Regions from separate parts of the Mus musculus genome. Here region 2 is linked to region 1. A link is a loop called in an ENCODE intact Hi-C map of the cell type or tissue named here. Cell type or tissue: heart. All regions are shown on one strand. Links, peaks and the distances in the headings refer to the core of each region. The heading gives the core; the rest is flanking DNA.

Region 1 (6,128 bases), core at 367-5,366:
TAGTTCCTTTTTGGATGGCACTGTCTGTGACTCATAAACTCTACTTACAAGTTCAGGTTTTAGGCTGTTTGGGGCCAGGGATGTCAGCATGGTCCAGTCCTCTGTCCCTCTACTTGGTACTATATGGGTTCTTCTAGAATAGTGACTGTACTTCCTTTTAGCTTGGATTCACAGGATTTGGAATGCGTGTGCTCAATGTAAGTTCATTACATTATTAACTAGAAGACCTAAGTGTATGGCCAGAGTTGTAAGAGTATATAGTTCACTGAGAAGTGCTGGGTGTGTGGTAAACATTGTTCTGAACCTTTGCACATATTAATTTATTTAATATGCATGAGAATCTGATGAGGTAGGATCCTAAGCCTATTATTATTTCAATTTTACAAACATAAACTTGCAGAGAAAGTTTGAGCAATTTGCCAGCAGCGACTCTAGTCATATATGGGGCATGCACGTCAGCAGATGCTAGAATGATTTGAGCCACCCCCCTCCCCCAATAGATTTTTTTTTTATTCCACATCACTGCCCTGTAGCCCCTCCCCCAAGTTCTTAAAAGGTAGAACATTTTAGGAATACCTGAATGGGAACCAGCTCTAAAGAGAATATTGAGTCATCTATATTCTCTGTCTCTGTCGTCTCCGTCTGTGTGTCCCGTTCCCCCCCCCCCCCCGCCAATTTATGTTAGGTGACACTTGAGATAGGGCAGGGAACTGGTGTGTGTGTGTGTGCTCTGTGTGAATAATTGGTATTGCTCAAAGGAGGTTGGTCTTTGAGTAGAATTCAGGGGAGAGCTGTGGACCCCAGTTAATTAGTCTTCCCTAACATGGTATATAGAGGTTTGCTGGAGTTAAATCCTAAGAATATGGGGGTGAGAGTCTGACACTACCCACACTGTGTTCATTGGAGGGAGAAATTCTAAGAGCAAGGCACCATGCATGGCAGAGCCATGCTGGGAGTTGGGCATGGTGAGGTTAGGCTACAAACACTGGCTTCCCGGACCCCTTGAAGAGGACGTGAACCCTGATGAAGGAACCGCTTAGGGCTGCCTCTCAATGTTGGGCTGGCGGGGTCCCTGGATTGTGTCTGTAAGTCCTGAGGGTCAGTATTCAAAACAACAAACTTTTTAAGGGCAAGTGACATGGTGGGAATCAAATGCTGTGCTAAGCGACCAGTGTCCCAGGGGTTATTTTATTTTGTAATAATAATAGACTTAGAAGGAGTCGAGGAATAACACAAAGAAGTCCTGTGTATCCGTTCCCAGTGATGACAGCTTAAATAGAATGCGTGATTAAAAAAAACCAGGAAACAGATATTGCACAATACAAAATAAAAATATTGACCCCAGTGGAATCTTACCAGTTTTTGTAGACCTCTCCAGCCCCCACTGCCCTGTAATAGACTTGTAAAAGTAAAGTGGTGTGAAATCTAAGCAGTGATTTTTGGTGAGCAAGAGAAACCCTTACTGAAATACAATAAATATTTCACAGACAGATGGTTTTCACATAGCACTGTTGGCCAGAGCGTTTCTAACATGGCTGACAGTGGAGTGGAATGTGAAGACCAGCAGCTGAGATGTGGAACACGGACCAAGAAGCCTGCTTGTTTTCATTTATGGTCTTGGAACTCTTTGTGGATATTATCGTCATTTTTTGTTGCCTTTCCAGAAGGAAGATATTTTCTAGAGATAGAGGGTAATTCAAGGTCCTCGGGTCGCCCAGGCATCCGGAGCTCCTGGGCAAAGATAAACAGATCCCCCCCCCCACCTCTCTTTTTCTCTGGAAAGGCAGGGGTTTTGACTTATCAGATAAAAGGTATGAGTGACAGGCACAAAGATCATGATACAATTTCATGGTAACTTCAAGAGTGGATTTGTTTTAAAAATGACAGCCTGGATGAAATGGGCTAAGTGTCGCTTGCCTGGCTTGCTGGTGGTTAATTCTCCTGCCCTGAAGATCCCGCCACTCTTTGCTGAGGCTTCCAATTAGCCCCTGTCAATGTCTGCCCTGGATTTGAGCTATTTGTGGGAGTGCCTGTCTTCTTGGCTCAAAGAGGGCATTCTTTGATGGCAGGGACTATCTAAATAATTAAAAACAAAACAAAACAAACAAACAAACAAACCCAACCCTCCTCCTCCTTTCTCCCATTATCAAGTAAGATGCTCTGAGAGGCATGGACCACTTCCAGACTCATCCTTACCCCAGTCTCACTTCTTCATGTATTTACCTGGGCCTTGGCTTACAGGTTTGTGTATTTGGAGTCAACAGGCTTCGTTCGTGTTGGATGATTGTCATTTTGGCTTGTTTTAAGTTCTTGGTCCAGTGGAAAAGCATTAAAAAAACAGTCAGAGAACTTAATAGATCTTCTTTAAAAACTGTTGCTAAGTTCTTGTTTGTTTTTCCATGCAGTGCAGGACTATTTTTTAAAGTAAAAGCACTTGCCTTCCCTGCTGCAGCTGCTTACTTGTGAGGTGTTTACCTAAGGCTTTTCTGAGTCATCAGTGGCTACCTTTGGGCGTCCTGGTTTTAGGGTGGTTGGCAGTGGCCTGTGAATGTGACCTTCTCAGATTGCCATGTCACGTGTGGCCTTGTTTTAGGGATGGGGTGGACCTACAGGAAGATCTATTTTTCACTTTTTTCCTTCCCACATGGAGGACTCAGACGGGTAACAGCATGTCTTCCAGATAGCTTTAGCTATGATGCAAAGTGAACTAGCCCTGTCAAATGGATACCCAGAAGAACGGTGTTATTGAGGGGTCATGAGACATACCACGGATGGTCGGCACTGTGAAGGAGTGGAGCAGGAAGTCTGGAGGGACTGCATTGACTCCACACAGTCTGTGTGTTCCGCTGGTCTTGGCGGACTCTGCTGTTGCCCTGCCTTGGCCAGCTTTCTTCCTTGACTCCTTGCCTCAGAGGTCTCAGACTCATTACTCCCCAAACGGCTTAGACTTGGCACTGAGTGCTCTCGTCCGTTCTTCATGACCATTCCTCTAGATAAATGGCTTAGTCTCTTGGTGTCTCCGGCCCAGATTTCTAAGTCAGAGTCTGGCTGTTTCTGGGAAGAAGGAGACATGTCTCCCCTCAGGTGGGCTGAGACTGGCCTAGGCAGGCACACACACAGCAGAGGTGGTGGGAGCGATGGTTGGCGTGGCTACCCTGTTCCAAGAAAAGAACAATTCACCATTGTTTATGTTTGGCTCTCGCCTGCATTGCAAAGGCCCAGCCTTGACTTGCTTGGCTGTTGAGTCTTCCCCGCCGTCGTCTCATCTCCAGTCAGTAGAATGAAGAGACCGCGTTGATGTGTTAGAATCTGTTCATAGGTGATGACATGATTAGTCCTGATACAGTCCTTGTATGCCTGACTCAGCAGTGGATATTCAAGGGTTAATTTAGAAAACACTTCAAGCCAGGTGTGGTGGTATGCAGCTGAGGATCGGGAGTTCGAGCCCAGCCTGGCAACATAGTCGTGTGCAGTCTGGACTACAGGATGGGAACTGTCAAGAGAGACAAGAAGAAAGGAGAGGGGTGAGGGAGACACAAACAAGGAGGCCTTTAACCCGAAACTTGCCTCTTTATATCCAATTTTTTACTTTGGGGATCTTAGCATTGACTTAAAAATACATATGGTAGTGGGTTTGGAGGTCACTGGATGACAGTAATACAGTGACAGAGTGGCAAAGGAAGACGACAAATGCACAAAACCACAGGCCCCTTTTGTGTCTAGCCGCTGTATCTCCTGTTAGCTGAGTTCATCGAACCTGTTTCTTACCCGAGGTGGAGTGAGAGTATAGTCCAGTGCCTGTGTTACGGGAGTCGGTGAGCTTTTACAATCTAAGGTACTGTTCTGGGTCCGGGGTCCAGGAGCTATAAGGATCTTGCTTTCTGGAGCTGTGTACTGTCATAGCTCTGCCTTCCAGTTTATATACCAAAAGGAGCCGAGAGCTTACATTTCCTTCCAATTCTGTCAAAACTTAGTTTTATTTGATAAATAGGACCATGCAGCACACAGGTGGCATAATTTGTCTTATAGCAAATGTGGGCTGGTCGGGGCCCGTGTGCATTCCCGCCCTCACGAGCGATGGAGAATCAATAAAAATGTCAACTTTTCCTCGAAAGCTCCAGTTTTGAAGGCAAATGCTAAGTTAGCTTGTTTGCATTAAGGGAATAAATAAAACTGAAGACAGACATTTAATGGGCTGGTGTCTTGGCTTTGATGTCCGAGCGAGGCAAGGCTTTCCTGTCTGGGCAGGGGACACTTCGTTGTTTTTATGAACTCAAAGTTAAAAATCTTAATGGGTTTTAATGACCGTAAATGTCGTATTGAATTTCAGCTTGGGAGGTTTCAGATAACACCCCTCCCTAATTGGGGTGTTTTCCTCATCTCTTGGGTTATAATATATACCCAAGACACAAAATCTTCCAATTAAAAAAAAAATAAAAAAAACTTGGAATTTTGTAACTTTTACTCTGAGAAACATAAACTTTTGAGATCTTTTAGCCAAAGGAAAATATTTTTTCCCTCTGTGGACCCAAACAGTCCATTCTGTCAGCCAAAAGGAGTAATTTCCTTTCCCTGTCGGGGGGTTTGACGTCATAATGTATGCAATTAATCAATTTAGATGATCTAACTAAGCTTTATTCTTTTAAGGGAAATATTAATAGATTGTTATAATACTCTAAGTCCAAAGCATTCCAGTTTGAAATGAAACCAAGAATTTTACAATGCACTGGTGGGGATTTCAAGGAGGAAACCTCTCTTGCCTTGTAGACATGTTTTATGTATGTATGTATGTATACATATGCACACACATGTATGGGAATTTACATGCTAAGTTAGATGAACAACCACGGTCACAAGCGTTCATTGCTCTGACATAGCCTTGTAACAAACAAATCTGTCTTATGGAGTTACCTCCCCCTCTTAGTTCTGGCAAAGAGAGCCTTTGATTACGTGGGAAGAGCAGGGAGGAAGAAGAGACGTTGAGACTGACAGCTGCTTCACCATCAGATAACAGGCTAAGTGGTCGGGTGGTCAGCTTCGTGACCTCACGCCACACAGACTTGTTCTCCCAAGTAGCCAAAGCTCTTGTTATTTAAATTGATACCCAGGGACCAAGCAAGCATCATCCCACACTCGAGAATGACAAGCTATACCTCAGGGTGGTCAAGTTCTGCCTGTACCAAGAATCTGAGGAAGACAGCACGGCTGGCATCGAGATCAGCGTAGTTGGATGTTTGACATGGCTGTATCTGTTTCATTTTGAGTAGATTAAAATTATGTGATTTTTATTTAAAATATACATCCTCACATGTCCCTTGATGGCACACACCATTACTGTTACATGGGAAACCAGGCCTGGTCTCCCTCCGGCTCACCTTTTCCTTTTCCTTAGTTTTGCTCATTCAGAGAGACAGCACAAAAAGTAAGATTGTTTTAAAATTTTCCATGCCACCCTGAGAACAGGTGCTCCCTTTGTGAATTCAAGGGGGTGAACTCATGTGGCCATGTCAGCCTGTTTCAGCCCCGGTTCTGAGGAACAAAGGCGTGTTCTTCGCTCTGAAGATTGACGTTTGCCTGCAGAGATTAGGCACTTCCTGTGACCCCGGGGTCCCAAGGCTGCTGTTGCAGAGGGGGACGTCAAAGGAAGCCCAGTGAGGCCTATGGGCCTTGTGGCTGCACAGGGGCAGGCCACAGCTTGCTCAGGCCTTCTCCAGGGCGCTCACAGCTCACATTCCACAGCACGGCACTGAAAAGCCTCCACTTCCTTTGTTCTCTCTGAATGGCCAGTGTGGAGGCCTGGTGTATCTATCCATCCGTTCCTTCAGATCCTTCTGTCCGCTTCCTTCTGCCCTCCACCATGTGCTGCGGGAAGCGGCCCGGCATCCTCGCATTTTGACTCCTGGAGTGGAATGAAAGGGCTTCTTTTTCTAGAGAGAGGTTTGTTTCACACAGAACCGCCTTTGACAGGGAAGACTCCCCCCGCCAGCAAGCGGAGGACATAACGGGTTGGCGCCAGGCCAGCGAGGGTGGCTGTGGACCGGGACGAGGTTTTATCAAGTCTTCACCCCGTCAGCTCCTTTCTGGCACGGGGTGTTGGGTGCGTTAAGCCCAAGTGTTCTGGTCGGTCC
Region 2 (6,128 bases), core at 587-5,586, 67 kb before region 1:
GGTGGGGCTGAGCCCTTGCCTTCTGAGGGAGACCCTACCACCCTACGCCCCTGTTGTTATTTCTGAGCTTGCGGCACACTGGGCTGGTGTCCAGAGTTGGACAGCTGGTAAGTAAATGGAAAAGCCCTCCAATTTGGTATCAGTCTGTTGTGACCACCGCTGGTTTGCAGTGTAAGTAGAATCGGAGTTCCCAAGAGAGGGAGGTTCAGGGTGGAGTAGTGACTGCGTTACATTTAATGTTGAGCCGGGAAGGCCATGGGTGTGCTCATCATAGCACCTCTTCCTCCATTGTTTTATGTTTTGTATTTTAAGTGTGTGTGTGTGCACATATAGGTGTGTGTGCTTGTGTTTTGTAGGTGTGTTTGCACACACGTGTATGCATGTGTAGGTGTGTGACTGCACATATGTATGCATATGTAGGCATGTGTGTATGTGTGTATATGTGCATGCATAGGTGTGAGTATGTGTGCATGTGTAGGTGTGTGGCATGTGAGAACAATGTCCTCAGAGCCAGAGATGAAGGAGCCCTGTGTCACTGGGTTCCCAGTGTGAGTTGTGAGCACTAGGGACTGAACTCAAGCCATCAGCAGCAGCGTTTGCTCCTAACCTCCGGGCAGTCTCCACCCTTATCCTTTTTTTTTTTTTTTTTGAGATAGGGTTTCTCTATGTAACAGAGTCCCTGGCTGCCCTGGAACTTGCTTTGTAGACCAGACTGGACTCAAACTCACAGAGAACCACCTGCCTCTGTCTCCCGAGTACTAAGATGAAAGGTGTGATCTACCACCTCCCAGTGCATTAAATTATGTCACAGAGAAGCTGCTTCCTACCTGGGGAGGGAGCACATCTCTAATTTCGCTTTTCAGTGACTTTAGCAGCTGACTTAGGAGCTCCCAAATACTCTCAGATCATTGGGGGTTTCCCTCTTTCTCTTCTTCACGATAGATTACTTTGCTGTTTCTTCAACTCTGGTTTCTAAACTTTGTCTTCAGGACATACAGGGTCCTTCCCCGCAACTCCCCTTTTCTGGGAGTGTTCTTCAAGTAGCCAAAAGCCTCCTTGAAATGGATTTGGTTTCATATAACTTATCCCTCAGTCCAGCATGTGTGAGCCATTAACCTCCTCTTTTCTAGACGCAGCCCAGCTAAGTGTTTTCTTTGCAGCTATCTGTGTTGACTCTGAGGCTGGTCAGACACAGCACCTGGAATCCCATCCCTACCAGTTTCCCATACCTCTTGTCATTTGCTGGTTCTAGTTCACCTCAAACTGTAGAAGTCTGTGTTGATCTGGAAGGAAGTTCTGTCACCAATGTGCTGTCACCAATGTGCTGAGCTCCTCTGTTGCTCTGTCAGGTAAGCCACTGAGTTGCCAGCCCTGCTTCCTCTGTCCCATGGTGTGATCTTAGGGTGGTTTCTGAAGCTGGTCCTTTCAAAACACTTAGTTTTCTCAAGCTCTGAAGTCATATGATGCTGTTTGTGGCCAGCAAGTCTAGACTGTTGGCTGGTACAAGGAAAGAGGAGAAGAGTGGGAGAAGAAAATGGTGTGAGTGGGGACTGTTGTGTCCCACTGTGCCCTCCCCTTCAGTGACAGCTTGCTGAGGTCTCCAGACCAACAGATATTGGCCACACTGAAGTGGCGCTGGTCAGGTATGACACACTTGAATTATTCCAACACTCAGTTTCTCCCCAGCACAGTCAGCTTGTTTCTCTTGGCTTCCTTCATGTGTGCCTGTCCTTTATTTGGTTTGGAAAGCCCAAGTCTACTGTAGCCTTGATGGTTGTCACCAGTAAGGAATCGGTCTTTTTCCTCTTAAAAGTTTACTTGAGACACCGCTTCCCCCTCTTCCTCAAGTAATTGACTTATGCTCTTAATTCAACCCTGTGTGACTTTGTTATTTTTGTATGTGCATTTGGGGATTGTGTAAGTGTGCAAGTTCACTTTTGTGTGCATAGGTAGAGGTCAGAGGTCAACCTGAGTGTCATCCTCAGGAGCCATCTTTCTTGCTTTTAAAGGTAGGATCTCTCATTAGGACCTGGAGATGACCTACTGGGCTAGTCTGACTGGCCCAAGGATCCTTGTCTTTCTTTTTCTCTGGTCCTGAAATTGCAAATAAGTGAGCCCACACTTGTGCTCCACACCTGTGCTTCCACACCTGCGCTTTCACACCTGTGCTTCCACACCTGTGCTTCCACACCTGTGCTCCCACACCTGTGCTCCCACACCTGTGCTCCCACACCTGTGCTCCCACACCTGTGCTTCCAAACTGTGCTTCCACACCTGTACTCCCACACCTGTGTTTCCACACCTGTACTCCCACACCTGCACTCCCACCCCTGTGCTCTCACACCTGTGTTCCTACCTACACCTGTGCTTCCACACCTGTTCTCTGGCACCTGTGCTCCCACACCTGCACTTCCACACCTGTTTTCTATATAGACTCTGGGAGATTGACTGAAGGGCCTTACTTTATGCATGCTAGCACTTTACTAAGGATTCTCTCCCCAGACTCAGGCTTTATAGAAAGAATAAAGGATTCCTGCTTAGGGTACCTCAGTTGGACTCCTGTTTTTCCATGTTAATACGCCTTTGTGGATAGGCAGGTGTGTTAGTGTATTTTATGTTGTTAGAACAAAATGTCTGACACCAGGTAATTTATAAAGAATAGAAGTTTCTTCAGTTCTTGGTTCAGGAGTTTGGGAAGTTTAAGAGCATAGGTTGGCATTGTGGGAGACTTACCTTCTGAAGTCCTAATTATGTCACAAAGAATCACATATAGGGATTATCCATATGCAAATTTGAAAAATGAGTTCTCAACATTTGAAGTTTGTGGGAACGCATTTACACCATAGCATAGCACATAGCACCGTAGCATAGACTGTCTTGCGTGTGGGGGTAGGGTGTCGTGTGACACTGTTTGAATGAAGACCACTGTAGGGGGTTGACTGGTGATAATTAATTGCCTCCTTGTCCTCCTAGAGTTTAGAGCCAACTGATGAACTTAACACAAAATTCAGACAGATGGAGGTCAAAATATTGAGATTATTGTAGTAAAGCTAGCTGGAGAACGGACTTAGAAGTGAGAGCCAGATGGGCTTGTCTGCCAACCTCCCCATGTGCAGGGCTGCCAGCCCTAGGAGCATGGCAGAGAGGACATGAGGCTCAATGACAGTCTGCTCCCTGAGACAGGGCAGGGCTGGGCTGGGCAGGGCAGCATGTACTTGGTATCTTTTCCTGACATTGCCAACCAGGACAGTGTTCCTCTTCCCTGGAAAGGATGAGCTAGCAACTGTATCAGGGGAGGTGAGCCCAGGCTGCAGAAACAAAGTAATGAACCATGTGGAGTCTAACATTCCTAAGAGATCTGGTATCACAGGCCAGGGTTAGTATTTTCTGAGGACATTGTGGGGGAGTCTGTTGTGTGCCTCTTAGCTTCTAGTACTTTGTTGGCAACGTTGCTTTGTTTGTAGATGCATTGCCTCAAGTTCCCCCTTTCTCTTTGGATGTCATCCTCCCTGTGTGCCCATGTCCGAATTCCCCTTCTATATAAGGGACCAGTTGTATTGCGTTAGTGCATACCCGACTCCAGCATGACCTCCTTTTAATCACGTCTAAAATAACTCCATTTTCAAATAAGGCCACAGGGAGTTAGGACTTGCAGTGTGAGTTTTGGGGGTTGTAATGAAGCCTGTAACAGAAGTCGAGGATTTTTAGCTTGCACATATTCACTTTCCCATGAATGAAAAACAAACAAACAAACAAATAAACAATTCAAAAAACAAAAGCCAACACCTTTTCTTCCTAGTGTCCAATGAGCTAGGGATTAGCATCCGGTGAGTCCTCTGGAGTCCTTTCATGATGGAATAAGCCATGTCCTCCTCCCTCTCCCACCCCTCTTCCTAGCCAGTGCTGGGGCCATTTGGACTGTTTTTGGACATAGGGTCTTTTCATGAACATTTAGGCTTTGCAGAATCATCACTATAGGGCTCGGTGCAGTAGGAATGGTGTTCTAAAGGCTCAGGCACAGCCTTTAAGCCTGGTAAGTATGAGCACAGGAAAGCATAGGAAGACTGAGGGACAAGGTGACCATTTGCAAGTCAAGAAGAAAGGCTTGCCCCAGAAACCAACCGTGACAGTAACTGGACATGGGATTTCTGGCCTCCAGGACTGTTTGAAAACAAGTTTCTCCTCTATATTAGTTTCTGTTGTGTTTATAAAGAGATAAAGAGAGGAGGAATATGTTTAGTGAAGGTGTAATCAGATATGGGGTAAGGGGGTGCCTGTGAGAGCCCATGCTGAGGCATCCCTTCCCCATGAGGGACCAGCCACACGATGGTGTAGTTTAGAGTTTATTCAGGGAGTTGAGAGGGAGGTAGAGACAGAGAAAGGCAGAGAAGTAGAGGAGTAGAGGCTAGCCATAAGCACATGGAGTGGGGGTGAGGGCAATGGGGAGAGAGGGGGAAGGGGTGAGGACAGTACAGGAACAAGAGAGCAAGAGAGTGAGGAGGGGGCGAGCAGCCCCTTGTATAGCGAGTCTGGCATACCTGGCTGATCTTAGATAAAATGCTAACAGTTTTGTTGCTATAACAAAATGTTTGTCAAAAGCAACTTAAGGGCGAGGTTTAAAGCTTGTGGCAGCAGGAGTAGCAGGGGCCACAAGGTATCATGGGCAACCAGGAAGCTGTGGACACTGCCGCTCAGCACACCCGTCTTTATGTAGTCCAGGACAGACACCCTTAGAACGGTGCCACACACATTTAGGGTGGGTCTCCCTACCTCTGTCAGCTTTATCTAGAAACGTGGCCATGCTTAGAGCTCTGTCTTCTGAGGTACTGTAAATCCCCTCAGGCTGGCGGGCGGTATCAGCCATCTTGTTGAAGCCACTTGGTTTGTGTTATACCGCGATGGTGGCGTGACACCTGTCCTTCCTCCTGAGGATGGTGACAGCAGTCCTGTGTGGGCACTGGCGTCCTGTGAGTGCTCTTCCTCGTTCATCCCAGGTCTCCCTTTAATGGACTGGGCTGTCTCTGGAACAGAGAGCTAATGCGGTTTGCTTCAAGCCACTTCCGTGGCTTAGGCAATAGACCCCACGGGTGGACACTAATGCCTTTCAAGCTCACTTGAGTAAATCCAGGGCAAATATATTTAATTCCTTAGTTAAAAATGCAATCCATTGTGACATGTGAATGTCATTGACTGGCAAAGAAGTGAAACAAAGTGGGTCAGTGACACACTGCACTGCTTTGTGACAAATGTAGGTTAACTGACTTAATGGGAAGCTGCGGTCCACTCTAGCGGTGAGTGGACTGGAGATGCGCTAAGCCTTTAAAATCTCCTCTGTAGCCACGCCTGGCACAGAAGACACAATGTCCAGGCTGACCTTTCAGGGGCAAATAGTTTTTGTCCTGCTTAAACCACAGCTTAATCCAGAGCTATCCCAAGTACCAAGAACCCAAATGAGTAGCTGCTGTGTGAGTCAGCCGGTGATCGAGTGGGAGCAGCTGAATGGACGGTGACCACAGGGAATTGTAGCCATCACTTAAGAGATCCGAGAGGCAAATAGAGCACTGCCTGAGAATAGTGGGGAGCCCTTCACAGAGGGAGCAAGTGCTTCCGTCCGCAAGGTTTGAGTGTCTGAGCAGTAAACTCCTATGAGGAGAGGTGATTCAGGCAGACAAAACACTGAGCTTATCTGCACGGACACGGGGCATGAGGAGATGCAGTTCCTGGAAGATGTCACCCTTCCACACACTGTCCCATTGTCCCTTCTTCTCCATCAGCGGTACAGTTGGGATAGAGGACTCACAGCTCCCCACCGTCGCCCTCGTCAGCCTGAGAACCCCTCCCCCAAGAGTTTTAGGGACCTCGACTCACAAACCAACACCTGGAGCTCTGATAGTGAAAAGAACTCAGTAGAAGCTGGCTAGGAAGCAGAGTTGGAGACTGAATTAAAGGCATTTTAGTGCAGGCTTATGCAGGACGGTTAGGGGAAGGGTGCATTCAGGGGGAAGTGAGATATAGCCGAGGATGGGTTTTTACAATGGTCATGTAGAGGATGAGGGGAGGGGAATTGTGATTTCTAGGGGGTGGGAGACACTTAACAAGGTTACAAGGTAATGTACGAGTCTGGCCCA

The links. Peaks named below come from ENCODE experiments on the same cell type or tissue, not always from the same donor. Only the 100,000 strongest peaks of a DNase experiment are listed, where the experiment ranks them.
Region 2: it touches region 1 in a loop (1.9-fold over the local background); 2 of 42 quality-filtered maps call a loop at or near these places.

The regions. Positions count from the first base shown.
Region 1 is chr16:90,011,588-90,017,715 of GRCm38, reverse strand. It overlaps a transcript of Tiam1 not described here. Among named protein-coding and RNA genes, the nearest start is that of Tiam1, 54 kb to the right of the region's middle. In heart, for the core only: no CTCF peak of the experiment used is centred there; a DNase peak (open chromatin) is centred at 2,865; H3K27ac peaks cover 257 bases.
Region 2 is chr16:90,078,337-90,084,464 of GRCm38, reverse strand. It overlaps a transcript of Tiam1 not described here. Among named protein-coding and RNA genes, the nearest start is that of Gm10789, 61 kb to the left of the region's middle. In heart, for the core only: no CTCF peak of the experiment used is centred there; a DNase peak (open chromatin) is centred at 3,134.